2 separate regions of the Mus musculus genome follow, and region 1 is linked to region 2. Evidence: chromatin contacts called from ENCODE Hi-C data. All regions are on one chromosome and are shown on one strand. The core of a region is the stretch at or near the end of the contact, and the rest is flanking DNA. Distances in the headings are between cores, read along the strand shown.

Evidence for each region. Hi-C counts contacts between places; a loop is a spot of excess contacts on that map.
Region 1: a loop to region 2 is called in a map of adrenal gland, with 3 times the contacts of the local background. The contact joins two enhancer-like sites. A Hi-C loop is called at or near these places in 6 of 37 maps with a recorded cell type or tissue (adrenal gland, gastrocnemius and left cerebral cortex).

What each region holds. Positions count from the first base shown.
Region 1 is chr16:43,617,579-43,622,564 of GRCm38, reverse strand. It overlaps Zbtb20 (zinc finger and BTB domain containing 20), which reads right to left. Exons shown (of 11, transcript NM_001285805.1): 11 at 3,437-4,242. The coding sequence ends at 3,821. Among named protein-coding and RNA genes, the nearest start is that of Mir568, 21 kb to the left of the region's middle. Within about 2 kb of position 3,062, at least 2 of the 3 ENCODE cell types and tissues checked have a DNase peak (open chromatin) inside an H3K27ac peak, as active enhancers do; they include gastrocnemius, where a contact is called at or near this core.
Region 2 is chr16:43,798,838-43,804,607 of GRCm38, reverse strand. The region is part of intron 2 of Drd3 (dopamine receptor D3); the gene reads right to left. Among named protein-coding and RNA genes, the nearest start is that of Gm26074, 32 kb to the left of the region's middle. Within about 2 kb of position 2,613, at least 2 of the 3 ENCODE cell types and tissues checked have a DNase peak (open chromatin) inside an H3K27ac peak, as active enhancers do; they include gastrocnemius, where a contact is called at or near this core.

The sequences.
Region 1 (4,986 bases), core at 1,813-4,312, 180 kb after region 2:
AGGTCTTCTGCCTGGAACATCTGCTTCCATCGTGTGTGAGCGTGTGCACATGTGTGCATGCACACTTGCGCAAGTGTTCCTGAATACTAAAATGACCTTTTTTGTTTGTTTGTTTTCTAGTTTTAAAAGAACTGATAGCATCCCATCATAAAAACGGCAGGACAGAAAACAAAACAAACAAACAAAAAAAAAAGCGGCACTCTTTCTCATCTTCTCTTATTTGTGATTGTTAAATATCGAGTGTGCATGGGCAATCCTGGAAGCATCTGTAACCTTTTGAAGTAGGTGCAGACTGGCTTATCTTCTACAATGCAGTGCAGTTGGAAAACAGCCCTCGAGAGGCCAGGTATACAGCACCAGCACTATAGAAGCGACTTTCCTTTAGAGTTCTGATGCCAACGGAGTGTCCTTCAGTTCTAGAAAGCAGTATTTTAGGTTGGGAGATGTTTGGGGTAAAACAGCAGGACTGAGCCTGTACAGTAGGACTGAGCCTGTACAGTAGGTAGGACCTGACCAAGAATTCCTCAGGGATCTCCTCACACGTTTTAAAAGAAGATATTCCCTTTATAGGAAAAGAATGTGTCTCAGAGTTTCAAGTCATCTGGTGTCCTTTTCTTTTCTTTTCTTTTCTTTTCTTTTCTTTTCTTTTCTTTTCTTTTCTTTCCCATGCTCTACAACAAATGTTGGATCTTTAACCCAGTTGCTTAGCTTTTTGACAATGGCACATTAGCATGAAGACAAACGGGATTCTTTCAGGTGTAGTGAGCAGATGGGAATGGGACCGAATGGCACGCAAGGTTAAGTGTTCCCAGGATCAGTCTGAGTGCTGGCTACTTTACTGAGCTCTGACTGGAAACACATCTTTCAATGTGCTCCCGTCAACAGTGAGGATGCCTGACGCTGGGCCTCTGCTTTCTTTCCCTTGCTTTATATGGTGAGTGATTTCATGTCTTTTTTCCCTCCAGATTAAGAAAAGAATATCACAGCATCAGTTTTTTTTTTTTTTCCTCCTTGATGGGTTGAACAACTCATATTTCCAAATGATTCCATGACCTTGTGACCTAATGCTCCCTCTCTCGGTGGTACAGGAACATCAGGTCACGCCTGACTTCCAATATTAACAACAGCAAAACAGCAGGGGGGGGTAATAGGGAGAACTTTTGCATTTCTGAAGCTAATTTTTAAAACAGGTCACACAAGTTTTTTGGGTGTCCCCTTCTTAGAAATCACGATAAGTGATACTCAGTAGTAAGTTACCCATCCAAAGCCACACTACAACTTCTAGCAAAAAATCCACTGAATTAAGCACCATAAGACCAACTTCAACGCCACAAATACTCCAGTTGCACAAACTACTAAACATCACAAAGAACTTATGGAAAAGATTCAAGTTAACCAATTGTCTAAAATATATGAATAAAACCAATTTAGTCATTATAGAGTTGCTTGCCTTGGAAAATTTTCCCTCATTTGCTGCATTTTTTTTTTTTGTAAATAAAATGCTAACAGGAAAATTAGGAAGAAAACTGATTTAAAATGTAGAGCAATTTAAAAAGAAAATCTCCTTTTTAAAAAAAAATGTAGTTTTGTGTTTCTGTGTTATTGGAATAGTTACTTTTCCTTTTAAGTGTGCTAAAACATGGCCAGTCATAAAATTACTTAGTGAGTATTATCTAGGTTTTAAAAGTCCCGTTTTTTTTTTTTTTAAGCTGGAACCCCTTCAGGACTCTGTATATAATTGGAAAATCTTATGATTTCTTGATCAACACCAAAGAGAGAAATCCCAACTAGAAAGAGCAGCATCCAGGATGATGCTGGAGATTCATGGCCTTTTGAAAGTTGGATGTTAGCACAGAGAAACTGTTAATTCCTCCAAAAAAGCAAGAGTCAACAATCAACTAAAGAATGACCATCCTAACTCAGCCCTGTGAGCTATGGTGGGCAGTCAGAGGCCGTGAAAGGAAGGGAGGAGTTTTGGCATCAATGCACTGTGGTTTGTAACAGGCTTCTCAGAGTGACGCCCACACAGTGCTCTGAGAGGGTGAGCAGGCAGGGGAGAGGAGTGAGGACCATGAAGGAAACAGACCCCTGTGTCAAGGTGTCTGGACCACTAGTGTTTCACCAGAGGAAACAAAGCAAGGCTCATGGAACTCTAGAATCCTAAGAGCTCAGTGAAATTTTGGAGAAGGAAGAAATCTGCTTGTAAAAGAGCACACCCCTCCCATGATAAAGGACAGAATTCTAGATAGATAGGTGATAACTGTTCAGTGGCTCGCTCCACTGAAGCCTGCTAGAAGTCAAAGATCTATGCATCGAAAACAGAGCAGCAGTTGAAATTACAGCAGGGTGGGCGGGCCTCGGAGGCCCTTAGCAACCCAGGCAATACTTTAAAATAATAAAAATTAAGAAAAAAAATATGAAGAAAATATCCTTCCTCTCTTTCAAATATAACTTTAGTTGCCTTCTATTCTTTCTATCTGGAAGCAGTATCGCTAACCTTAACAGTCTTGACTTACCAAAAAATATATATATGTGTGAGACAAAGTAAAGGGAACGACGGCAGTGTATGCGGAACCAAAAGGAGAAAAAAATCACTTTTAACAATCTCACTTTTTTGTTTTTTTTACACAAATACTGTTGTAAATATATTAAAAAAATCAGCATTCTATCTGGTAAACATCACTTTTGCCCCTCTATAAATTTTTGAATTAAAAAAGCCTCAAGAACTTTTACTGTTCCCCCCACCCTCCATTTCTCTTTCTTTTTCTCTTCCACAAGAATATATCCTGACACTTTTTTTTTTTTTGCAAAGATTGTTGGAAATAATCCTTCTCTTGTACCTAGAAACATAGGTGCAAATCTGTAATCTTTGTTTTTCTCTGCATTCCTGCCTTTCATGAAAGTCCCTCTTGATTGTGCTGAGGCTGTGGCTCAGCCAAGACACTGAATAAATACGATAGCCACTGTTGCTTGTCCGAGTCTTCCTGGCTTCTGCTGAAAGGGGCGGGATGTGGAGGAGGTGGGCCAGGGTGTGTGGACCAGGCAGACCTGGGGGAGAAGCCTGCCACCCCGCCTTTGTTGACACCACTGGGCTCACCGACCCCTCCCATCCCAGAGCCCTTTAATGACATCAGACAGCATGGTAGGTGGAAACAGCAGGGCCATTCCTCTGGGTTTTCAACCAGAAGTGATATTCCACAGTTTAAACTGCTTACTGTGAAGTCCAAGTGGCCAGAAGAGTGAACTGTTCTCTGAAACACTGTGAGCGGTGTATTTAAAGACAGCAGGCCTTACAGCTCCTAAGAAACTCTGTAGTGCTCTTCACGAGTGGAAAAACAATTTTTCTTTTTTTTTTAAACATTTTTTTAAAACTTTTTTAAAAGATTTTTTTGTTTCTTTTTTTTTGTGTGTGTGTGTATGTGTGTGGTTTTTTTGCTTTTTTTGTTTTGTTTTTGTTTTTGTCTTTTTTTTTGTTTGTTTGTTTTTTGTTTTTGTAAAGAAGGGTTGTATTTAGAGGCCAGTAGCTAGAGATCCAACCAGTGGACCTCCTGAAGCACTACCAGGCCTTAAGGCCACCATCCAAGGGGGACTGGGAAAAGTATTATCCACCCAAGCCCCCGGAAATGTAATGTACCAGCAGGCAAAAAACAGTTCTTCATGTAGTACAAAATGAAACGGAACAGAAACAAAAACAGAAAGTAAAAAGGAAACCAAAACATTTCTTAAATTCTAGTGCCATAGCTTTTTGTCTGTTTGTTTGCTTGTTTATTTCTTTTGTTGTCGTTTTGTTTGGTTCGTAAGAAAGAGAGAAAGGTACTACTTATCCGTCAGACACATGCATCCTCATGTGGTCGTTGAACTGCTCGATTTGGTCAAACTTTGCTGGGCAGACGGAGCAGACGTAAGTGGTCCCCTCTGTGCAGGCCACCACGCCTGGCGGACCCGCGCGGGCACCTGGGGGCGTGCCTGCCGGAGGGGTCCCGTTGCTGGCACTGTGCAGGGCCACGTGTCGCTCCAGCAGGGTCTTGTGGGAGAACTTCTTTTTGCAGATGTAGCACTCATAGGACTTCTCCCCGCGGTGCAGGCGCATGTGCACGTTGAGGGAACTCTTCTGGGTGAAGCGCTTGTTGCAGATGCTACACTGGTACGCTCTCACGCCGGTGTGCGTCACCATGTGCTTGATAAGGTAATCCTTCAAGGAGAAGGAGCGCCAGCAGATGCTGCACTGGTGGGGCTTCTCACCTGGTGAGGCGGGAGGAGACAGCAAGCAGGACAGAACAAGACACAGCCAGAGTGGGAGAATGAGAGACAGGAAAACAAGACAACAGCAAAGAAAAACAAAAAGTTAAAAAAAAAAAAAGTAAAAATTGATTGCTTTATGGATCATCCTTGATTGGAAAGATCTAGGCCTCTCTGGCCTCCTTTTCAGAGCAAGCTTGTTTTAAGAAAGCCAGGAGAGTCTAGAGCTTTCCATTTCCCCATGACCAGAAACTGCTCTCGTGTTAAGTATGAACACGGATCCACCCAACTCTTCAAAGGTCATTTGGAAGAAAACCCAAGAAGGTGCTTTGTAGGCGCCATCCTCAGGACCATTATTGAAGATATACACATTTCCAGGTAATATTATCAAACAAATATAAGAGCTAAATATATAGCTTTTGCTATAGGGAAGGGCTTGCTATAATCATTGTGAAGTGAGAATATTGGCTTTATAAGTTGATTCTTTTCAGAAAGTCTCCATTTCCACTACTCGGCCTAATAAATGCACACATTATTGCTGATAGAAGTTTTCCTGAGAATGAACTGGCTATTCTGTGTTGATTGCACTGTCCTGCAGGTTGACCTTGCTGGCTGTGACAGCTGAATGGATGGTGGACAACCATTGCGTCTTGAGCCTTGTTCAAGCATAGACACCAACACCCTGTGCGCCATCATAACAAATCACCAAGAACCTCTGAGGTACACCGTCCTGCTTACCTCCCTGTG
Region 2 (5,770 bases), core at 1,364-3,863:
TTAAACCTGTGATAATTTGTCCCACCGCAGCAGAAAATAAATATACTGTCATTGGTTCCTCTTTTACACACAGGCTAAAATTGATTTTCTTCAGCATGAGCTCAGCTTCCTTTGTGAACATGATCTTCTGTTGATTCCTGGCATGCACTCATGCTTCAGCCAAGCTGGCCTTGCTGGTGGATATTTTCCTACAGTCTTTGTCTAGCCCTCTATCCATCCTTCTCCCTGGGAGTTCAATCGTAGCCTCCCTAGTATCTCTCAGACAGATACTTTTGTCTTTGAACTTATAATGTTTCAGTGCCAATCAATTGCACTGACATCCTGAGTGTCAGTATCTTAAGCCATCGTTGGGCTTGTCTCACCGATGGAGAGAGATTAGCCATTTGGTTTAGGTTCCCAAACGGCTCAAAGCATCTTATAGCTCAGTATTCCCTAGAGGTCCATGTGCGAAGCAAGTAGGCAGCTATCGCCCGTCTCAGTGGCCATGAGAGAACGGTCTAATCCTTGAGCCAGGCTCCGGGGAATTTAGATATGGGTCTAAATATAGAGCGACAATTTTTGTCTTTTTGGTTTCCGGGGAGGCAGGATGCCAGATTTAGGGCAGGAGCCTCCTTACTCTGCCTTGTACACCGCAAAGCTTGGGCTGAGGGAAAGCAAGATGCATGCTGGGTGAGCAGAGGTTGAGCGATGTTCCCTGTTTGTCCCTGTGTGTCCAATGTCCGTGTTCCACCTGTGCCTCTTATGTAGCTACTTTCCAAGAATTAACACCTGTGTTCCTGACAGAACAGCATAAAGACTGCTGTGAGTCTTGAGATGAGAGCGAGTGGCTTCCTTCTGAAGAGGGAGAAATGGGGTTCTTGAGTTAAAGTCTGTTGAGTCCCCATGGATTCCAAGGGGGTCCATGGTAGCCCCATTCTTTTCTTCTGGAGCAGTTACACAGCACACCCCCACCTGGTGGTCCTCCAGGCCTATCAGTTTGAGGACTTCTTTTCTGCTAGGGCTCCAAATCAAATGTGGTCACTAGGGTCACTTCATGGTGACCCCAGGAGCCTTTGGAGGAGGGGCTGAGACTTAAATCCTGCTGCTGTCATGGAGGAACTGCTACAGCTAGCTGAAGTCTGGAGAGTGGGAAGATGGCAACCACGTTCTTTGGCTTGGGCTTGCTGTAGGCAAAGTCCTCCTTGTTTTTCATACTAGCTTTTTTATATATAAAATGTTATTATAAAAACTGAAAATAAACAAAAACATCACACACCAAAATGTGTGGGCAAAAAAAAATTAACGGGTAAAAGAATCCAGACATGCTAAATATTCAGTGATGTGCTAACAATTCTCTCTCTTTTCCTCTCTCTTTCTTTTCCTCTTTCTTTCTTTTCCTCTCTTGCTCTCTCTGTCTCTCTCTGTCTCTCTCTGTCTCTCTGTCTCTGTCTCTCTGTCTCTCTGTCTCTCTCTCTCTCTCTCTCTCTCTCTCTCACACACACACACACACAAAGCCCCAATTTGTAACATGCATCAATTTTTGTTGCGCAAATACTCCCACCACTGCTCATGTCAAGCCACCACCAAAGGCTTGATTACCAACTTGAAACATTCCTGGAATATTGCTCTCACCAGCATGGTTCTAGCACACTAGTGGGAATGGCATGCTGTCTTAAACACACTTTAATGCTCATCAGCTCTTTGGAGGCTCCATCACTTCTATGAGCAAGAGACTATACTGAACGTAGCTCTTTTTATGAGAGGAGCCAGAACTTCAGGGAAGGCAGGATAGATCTAAAGTTTCAGACTGGAGTTGTCCTTGCAGAGCCAGGTCTCCCATCTCTAGGACCAGTGCCTTTGACAAGGACCCCATTCCCTGTCCAAGGCACATGTAGCTGTCTTAGCCCTGCAGGGAAACATGGGTTTGCTGGCATCCCACTTGTTTGTACTCGGGAGACCAGTGTGAATGCTCAGAACTGAACCTCCCCAAGTATCTTGACTCTGCTAATTGCCAGCGTGTTAGGGTGTGGGGAACGTGGGGGTGGGAGTTGGAGAGTGTGGGGGTGTACTGTTAAAATGAACGTCCCCAAGTTATTTCCCTAGTGGTTTCCATGAGGTACTTCTAAAGTAAAACCCAGAGACGTGTATTTTTAACATCTAATGTATCTTATTAGACAAGTCTGAGAGAGTCTGCATTAGGGAGAATTTCTGTCAAACCTTCTTGCTCACTTGGGGTAAGAGATGAGAGACAAGACTACAGTCTTTTATTGTCACAGTATGTTTTTTTTCCCCCCTTCTTCTTCTTAAATGATTAAGCCGTTAGAATAAATGAGGCCCCCTCCAGCATGTCATAGGTGGGTGGCTAAGACCTCGAGGCTGTTCCAAAATCCACCATTGGAGGGCACCAAAATGCAGCAAGAACTTCGCCAGCTCTGCCGGGGTGAGAAGTTCACGACTCACCTGGGGGCTCTCCAGGCTCTGTGGGGAGGCAGAGCCGGAAAACCTCCCCACTTAGTTCCTGGAGCCCTGCGAGGACCCCGCATTCTCACCCTGCGAGACTTGTTTAGCCTCTGGTTTCCTCTCTGAGCGATTTGCTCAAGGCCAACCGCGGAGGCGCTGGGTCAGGCTTGGCTTGGCGCGGCTTGGCTGGAGAAGGAACCCTGGCTAGGGCCACCTCCCTTGGAGGTGTTCCCAGTCCCACTCCCTTCTTTGTGTTGCAGCATCTAGTTCTTTCGGCCCTCTCTCCTGTAGAGTACTCAGCCGACCCGAGTGCAGTCAATGTTCGCTCTGGTAAAGCCCTAGGGCTGAAATCCAGCTTTGCAGCTAGCTTGTCAGACAGTGAGGCCCGCGGCTGGAGTTTTCTGACTCAAATTTTCTGTCTAACAGAACTGTTCACAGCTATTGAATGAGATTACATTTGTGAAGTTTTTTGTTTGTTTGTTTGTTTTTTAATACAACTTAAAATCCAAAAGGCAGTTCTTACTGTATCGCCATCATTATTGGGCTAGCCTAAGAGATTCATGATTGTTCTGTGTGACTTTAGGTTTTATGATTGTGATTTTTTCCCCCTCCTGGTTGTCAGGCAGTGCACATTAAATTTATTTATCAGACAAGTGTCGAGAACTTTCTTGTGTGAGCCACTGTTGAAGGGCTGGGGTAGTTGTTGATGTTAAACGGGCACAAGGAACCAAACAGCCTAGAGTCGCTTTGCTGTAAGGCTTAGATACTGAACTTGGCAGTGTGACTTAACAGCTAGGGGCCCCAGGGTGAGGCTCCAGGGCAGTTTATTGTAGGAGATATTGGCTGCACAAGCTGGCTTGGTGGCACATGCCTACAAGGTCAGCATTCAGGGGGTGAAGGTGGAGGCAGGAGGATCACAGACTTGTGTTGGTGGCTTGAGCTAACATAACCCTGGAGCTGTCTCTCCATGGAAGAATGCAAAGGTTAGCACATTCTAAGTGGTAGGTTCCATCCCCAGCCCTGGGGAAATAAAAAGATGGGCAGTGACTTTTGGTTCCATTCATCTATTACCTAATAGCTTTGTGATTCTAGTCACCCCACCCGTGTGTGTGTGTGTGTGTGTACATACGCATACGCCCACTGACATGTGCACATGTAATGGGACAATGTACCTACTTTGCTGGACTGTTTATAAATGATAGCTATATTTGTTTTTGTTGCCTGTGCATTCACACAAATTAGGATAACAGGAAATTATACTTCTAGTGGTGCGCTGCAGGCGTGACCTTCACAGGTGACCTTCCCTAACTTTTGTCAAGAATGGGGGACTGTCTAAATCTCTGGAAGATCAGGGTCTAGCTTGGGACTTGTGACGAGGGACAGCAGGACCTTCAGCACACATGGAGCGCCCTCTGATTCTCGGTCGACGTGGCCGATCGCTCATTAAGGTCTTAATATCATGACTGTCCAGCTGAAGCTATCATTAACCTCAAGTGGGGGGTTCTCGCCGTGACTGCTGGGGGAAAGACGAGCCCGGTCTGAGTGGGAGGGCCTGACTCTAACTCCCTGCCTGGGTTTAATGAGCCCAGAGCTCTGAAGGCAGCTTTTCACCACCTTTTATTTGGTCAGACAGGGGGCTCAATAAATCTTTAGTTCTGTGGACTCCCCTGGTGGAGTTGTTGAAGGAGAAAGCTTTTTGCAAATGACTGGAAAGCCCTTTGCAAATATAAAGTGCTTATTTAGATGCAAACTAAAAATCCAAGGTGCCTGTGACTCATCTGGTACCTATTGTGCTCTCTGCAAAGGCGCGGAGGCTTGCTTGTGTGATGGGTGCCATTTGAGAGCCACTTAAAGATCTCTCTGGTGAATGAATTTGGTTGCATTATTCCGGGGCTCCTCTCGGAGGACTCTAATTTTCAGCGCTTTGGTCATGTCCTCCTTCCCTGACACGTTCTCAGCGGCCTCCTTGAGTCAGCCCTGACCCAGGATGCGGTGGGAGGGGACTGACCTGCTGGGAAGATGCCGGAGCTGTGGGGTGGGGGCTTGTGAACAGAGAACTCCCACTCTGATTTTTTAAAAGGAAAAAGGAGGCTTTAATCCAAGCATCCAGAGCCAAGCCTAAGAATCTAATGACAATAGTATTTATTACTTGCTTTCAAAATCCCTTTTATCATTTCCTTTCCTTCTTTTCTTTTTCTTTTTTCTTTTTCTTTTTTTCCTATCTCTTACTACCCTGCTATTATGGACCAGGGCTTCATGACCAAAAAAGTACTGAATCCATTTGGTCAAGTTTGTCAGGCTGATGACTGGCATTGTGTGAGGACCAAAGGTCTGTGTGAATGACTGCATTTCTAATGAATTGACCAGCTATCTGGCATCACATGAACAGATTTTAATGCTGTGTATTGCACACTGCTGGGAAGGAGAATGGAGACAGCTTTTCTGAGGCCCGTTTTCTTTCCTAGGACGGGGGTGGGGAGCTCTGTTTTGAGGTTTGCTGAGGACAGTCCATTATGAAATGTAAGCCCCTGCCCTATTGAGATCGGAGGCACAGCTCTTCCTTCAGCTTTTAGGTTATCAGGAGCGCTATGCATTCTGGGGGTTTTCCTATAGGAGACAGAAGACAACTCAAAGTTTGTTCTTACTGGTTGGGTTTTAAGTGGTGAAAGGTAACGTGTGTGTTAATACGGTTGTGGCGAGCAAAATGATGCCCTTCTGCAAATTAGAGGCAAATTGCAAAAAGACACCCTTATATGACCAACTCAGTCAAATGAAACATTAGCTGCATTCTGATCCCAGAACCTCTTCTTTAAGGGCCATGCACCTAGGCCTCAGTCAGTCATCTGTGTGTGTGTGTGTGTGTGTGTGTGTGTGTGTGTGTGTGTGTGTGTGTTGAACATATAGGCACACTTTCACTGGGGTAGAGAGGAGGGGTGGGGACTGGGGAAGGAGGGAGGGGCGGTTCCAGTGTCTCTCTAGAACTCTGTCTACTCTTCTTCATTTTCTCAGTGGTTGTAGGTGACTCAGCTCTACCCTGTAGCCTGCAGCAATCTGGGGAGGTCTCTCAGAGACCTCCTCCAGGTGCAGCCTGGCTTCTGGACTTCACTGCAGAAAAGAATTTCAGTCTGAGTCTGAATGAAGCAGAGTAAGAGTTTATAGGGAAAAAAGTAGTAACCGATTTACGATTTAACCGATTAGACATTAGGGGAAAGAGAGATTTAGGAAAAGCGCAGTATACACCCAAGACATGAGAGTAGACTTCTCAAGACTCACATTTAACTGTCTTCTATGTGGCTGATGCTGTATTATTTAAAAGTTTTAAAAACACCCC